2 separate regions of the Homo sapiens genome follow, and region 2 is linked to region 1. The links are chromatin loops, found by intact Hi-C in ENCODE. Cell type or tissue: heart right ventricle. All regions are shown on one strand. Region 1 overlaps PDE11A (phosphodiesterase 11A). Region 2 overlaps PDE11A (phosphodiesterase 11A).

The links. A loop is a pair of places that touch in the nucleus more often than their neighbours do. Peaks named below come from ENCODE experiments on the same cell type or tissue, not always from the same donor. Only the 100,000 strongest peaks of a DNase experiment are listed, where the experiment ranks them.
Region 2: a loop joins it to region 1, with 2.9 times the contacts of the local background. A loop is called at or near these places in 11 of 110 quality-filtered maps.

What each region holds. Positions count from the first base shown.
Region 1 is chr2:178,068,297-178,070,796 of GRCh38, reverse strand. All of the region lies in intron 1 of PDE11A (phosphodiesterase 11A), which reads left to right. Among named protein-coding and RNA genes, the nearest start is that of PDE11A, 3.2 kb to the left of the region's middle. In heart right ventricle, a CTCF peak has its summit at 1,074; no DNase peak of the experiment used is centred here.
Region 2 is chr2:177,798,615-177,801,114 of GRCh38, reverse strand. All of the region lies in intron 9 of PDE11A (phosphodiesterase 11A), which reads left to right. Among named protein-coding and RNA genes, the nearest start is that of PDE11A-AS1, 130 kb to the right of the region's middle. In heart right ventricle, a CTCF peak has its summit at 1,374 (motif pointing left); no DNase peak of the experiment used is centred here.

The sequences.
Region 1 (2,500 bases):
GAAACAAACAACAAATATTGATAATTTTTTAGCAACTCCAAAGCCATCAGCAGGGTAAACATGTTAGTTTCAAGTGGAAAAGGAAACCCAACATGCTCTCATCTGGGTTTTCTGAGCCTTTCATTTTCACAGCATTTTGAACTTGATATTAGATGCTGGATCTGAAACCAGTCCATTCTAATTTCTTCAGTACTTATTCACTGAATATGATGAGACTTGATGTTATTTTCTATGAGACTTCTTCAGGGTTCATAAGAATTAAAAATTCTCATCCTTGGTTAGGAAAGTTTTATAGTCATCTGGTAAGTACTTCTTCCAGTGGTCTCAGGGAGCTACATGTTTCTCTAGAGTTTAGTTGCTGTTGCTGAGAATAGCAAAAAGAGTGGGAAGGACACTAAAGGTAAAATTTTATCTATTTCATCTGAAAGTTGACAATTTTACATAGAAAATTGACTAGCTTGTACTAAAGCCAAGTTTCATATTTTTGTGAGATATCTGCCAACCTAACACTTTAATATTAAAGGATGTTTCTCAAAATACCATTTTTGTTAACTTTTTATTATAGACTAAGTGCATTATTCATTGTATCTTTCTTGGAAACTTTAAAAGGTGTAGGTGAAGCAACAATGAGTGGTTTTCAACAAGTGTTTATTCCTCTACAATCCTAGAAAGCTATGAGAAGAAATATAAGCATTTAATAATTCATATGTTGAAGATTCTATAAAAATTTTGTCACAAATTATTATTTCTAGAGAAATAAAACAATCACACATTTTCTTCTTTCCAATTTTTTTTTCCCACATCCTTTTTGTATGCTTGGGCTAAAGAAAAATCCCTTCCTAGTTCAATGATACTTATTCCAGCCTAGGGTTGCAGCCTTTTCTCTTTATTGCCCTTACTTTTGAACTTCATCCCCAATTGATTTTCTCCCATTTCTATAGCTTTTATTTCTTACCGTCCTCTTTCAGGCCCTAACCTTTATTTCATACTGTCCTTTCTTTAAGAGCATAATTCTTAGCCTCTTCAACAGTTAACTTGTCTTGCTGCTGTCTAGAATTGTGGCTGTAGGTGTCATCACAGGCAGGGGAAAGCAGGTTTTCAGCAGCTGATGCTTCCTGTGGGCTCTACCCTTACTCTGCAGAGTGTAAAGCAAAGTTGCCTTTTAATATTTTTGGAAGCTGACATTGGGAAAGAGGAGTTTTTTTTTTTCCCTTTTCCCCCCAGAGTAGTAATGATGGCCACAAAAGGGGACTGGGTTGTTGGGAGGACTGGCAAAAGGCAGGTAGGGGAAACGTGCTGTATGGGTTGGGAATTTACCCTTGGTTTACCTTGTTTTCATTTGGTTAGAAAGTTTCTCTTTTCTTTTTCCATTGGCTTCTTTTATGTATCTCTGTATTTTTAACTTGGTGTAGTTTTCTTCATTTTACTTATGCTACTCTTCTTTGATAAAGCTACTTTTTTTTCTTTATTATGGGACGCTACAGTCACCAATGGTGTGACCTTGGAGAATTTCTTAATCTCTCACAGCCTCAATTTCCTCACCCATAAAATGGGGACAATAATACCTACCTAGCAAAGATTATTTTTGTTTATCTCAATAAAATGAGATATTGTGTCAAAGCCCCTAAAATAATATCTGGTACATTGCAATTACCCAGGAAATGGTTACAGTTTATGAAGATAATGATGATACCTAGTTTGCTGATATTCTTTTTCTTTCTGTTTACCTTATTTTATATTGTTTTTCTCCTTATCTGGAACTGAGATGTGAAGTCAGCACATTTTGACCAGCCTAATCTTTTCCATGCTCCACCCTTAAATTAAGTATTTTGAAACCAGGTTTACATTCAAGGAACATGAAAATATCTATCCTTCCATTCTCTACTTAAAATGTCCCTAAATGTGGTTTGGTAACACTATATCCTAGCCTATCAAAAGTTCTATACTTTGTTCCTGTTAGTAAGACATGCAGTATAAACTTTTTATAGGGTTGTTGTAGGGAAGGATGTTGCATCCTTCCCCAGTTCTAGCATTTTCCTCCATCCTTTGCATTTCCTGGTGTTACAGATTTCTCTTAATGAAAACCGACAACCTTCCAAATACATGTTCTTTTGTGATGATGTTTTAATTTGTACCATATATGCAAGCATCTTGAAGTTTCTATGTAAATATGTAACCATCCTTCCTGATTCTTTGTTAACTACTATATTTTTAAGGTGTTTCTTGCTCAGCTTCAGACAGTGTATTTTTTCTTCAGGAGGTAAGGTTTTTTTTTTATCACACAGAATTTCCAAATTTAATCATTTAATAATTATATTGATGATACTCTTGGGGGTTCCTAATATGGGCAAGAGAAAGGCATTGAAGAGACAAAATTATGATGATAAGCGTGGCATTCTGGAGTCAAGGGTAGAATATTTAATGAAATGCTAAAATTGAATAGAAGTTCTGACAGCCCAAAACCCCTCAGTTTATTTCATTATTTTGCATTACTTTCCTC
Region 2 (2,500 bases), 270 kb after region 1:
AAACATATTTTGCCTATATGGTTTTCTGATCCACTTTCAATGATGCTCTTTCTTCTTGTATCTTTGAAGATACTAAGCATAAGATTTCTAAAAGGTTGCATGCATGAAACAATTATCAGATGTATTAAAACATTCTCTCTGGGTTTTTAGGGTGCTTCTCTCCTTCCCTTGGACTGCAGTGTTTGCCAACAGGCAAGACTTTGGGGTTGCCCCTGAGCTCTTTTGTGGTCCACTTATGTCCTGTTGAATCTCCTTGGTTAGATATACAAAAGGGGAGCAAACTTATGTACTAATATTTAGTTACTAGGCTGATTCTCAGCATCTAGCATGTAGACATAGATCTAGTGTACTCCTGCTAGGCTGAGATGGAATATTCTTCCCCCCATCAGGTCTCAGTGGATTCTGGATCCCTTATGTATAGAAATATGTCTATGGGTCTGGTTCACCATTATGTGCCCAGTACCAGCAGCACACAGTAGGCATGTAGGAAATGTTTGTTGAGTGGATCAAGTATAGTAAAATACAAATAAAAATCATAATTAAAGTACAAGAATCTCAATCCTCAGCATACGCTGCTACGAGGGTTTTTGAATGAACTACAGTTAGGTGATTAAAAGGGCAGGCTTTAAAATTAGACTGTTAGAGGCTGGGCACGGTGGCTCACACCTGTAATCCCAGCACTTTGGGAGGTCAAGGTGGGAGAATTGCTTGAAGCCAGGAGTCTGAGACCAGCCTGGGCAATATAGCAAGATCTCATCTCTACAAAAGGGAAAAAAAATTAGCCAGGCATGGTGGCATGCACCTATAGTCCCAGCTACTCAGGAAGCTGAGGTGGCAGGATCCCTTGAGCCCTGGAATTCGAGGCTGCACTGAGCTATGATCATGCCACAGCCTGGGGAAGAAAGCAAGACCCTGTTTCAAAAAAAAAAAAGAAAAATTTTTTTAATTAGACTGTTAGGATTATTCTTAAGGTTTTTTTTTAACCTTTGTTCTGAGACTATTAGGATTTTAATTTCAGCTGTGCTACTTTTTTACCTGTGCATCTCAGGGCAGGTCAATTTCTCTGTGCTTCATTGTTCTCACTTCCCAACCTTGTGGGATTGTTAATAACGATGAAGTGAATTAACGCCAGTAAAATCTTTACCACTGTGTTCATATAATGTCAAAAGTAGTAGTTATTTATATTATAACATCCCCCACCCCCCACCATCATACAGTGCTTTATTTGCAGTGACTCTTTCCCACAAGATGAAAGCGAATACTTCAAAAACAGCTACCATTCAGTAGAAGGTGAACTGGTTAATTTTCTGGTTAGCACAGATCCTGGGTCTCTGAATGAGAGCTCAGACAGTACAGAAAGGAACACTGCCCTCTGGAGACTGCTTTCAGAACAATGCCTTCCCATCTTCTTTCAGACCAAGGGGGACTGCTTCATTTTGGGGGTGGAGATAAAGCATGGTTAAGCTACTAGTTATTTTTCTGAGTCCAGCTGCATCTGCCTTATACTTGGTGAAAATTCTTCTCATATTCTAGTAGTAGGTTATCAGTTTTAGTTATTGATGGTTTCTAGGTTTTCATTTAGGTATTCTGTGGAAAGTGGGAGAACTTACATGGAGAATCAGCCGTGAGGTATCATTTTTTAGAAATAAACTTTATATTTTATGACAGTTTAGATTTACAGAAAAATTGGGAAGATAGTACAGAGAGTTCCCTTATACCTCATACCCAGTTTCCTCTATTAAGATATGGTACATTTGTTATAATTAATGAACCATATTGCTATATTATTATCAACTAAAGTCCATACTTGATTCATATTTCCTTAATCTTAACCAAATATCCCCTTTTTGTACCAGGATCTCATTCAGGATACCCTATTACATTGATTCATCATGTCTCCTTAGACTCTCCCTGGCTGTGATACTTTTTCATACTTTTCAATTTTGTTGACCTTGACAGTCTCGAGCAAACTGGTCAGGTATTTTGTAGAGTTTCCCTCTATTAGAATTTGTTCAATGTTTTCCTCACGATTACACCAAAATTATGGGTTTGGGGGAGGAAGGCACAGAGGTTAAGTGCCATTTTAATCACATCATATCAAGGGGACATACTATCAAAATGACTTACCATGATTGATGTTAACCTTGATCGTCTGGTGGAAGTAGTGTTTGTCAGGTTTCCCCAATGTACAGTTACTCTTTTTTCCTCTTTCTACACTGTAGTCTTTAGAAGGAAGTCACTATGCACAGCTCACACCTAAGGAGTGGGGAGTTATGCTCCACCTCCTTGAAGAGGAATTATCTACATATATTATTTAGAATTCTTTTGTATGGGATATTTGTCTCTTCTCTCTGTTTATGTGTTTATTTATCTCAATATATTTATATACTCAGGATATATATACACCAATATTTGTTTTACACTTAGGGTTATATTCCACTACTCCTTTCTTCATCAGATATCATTTTATACCAGAATCCAGTAAGGTAATTTTTTAACA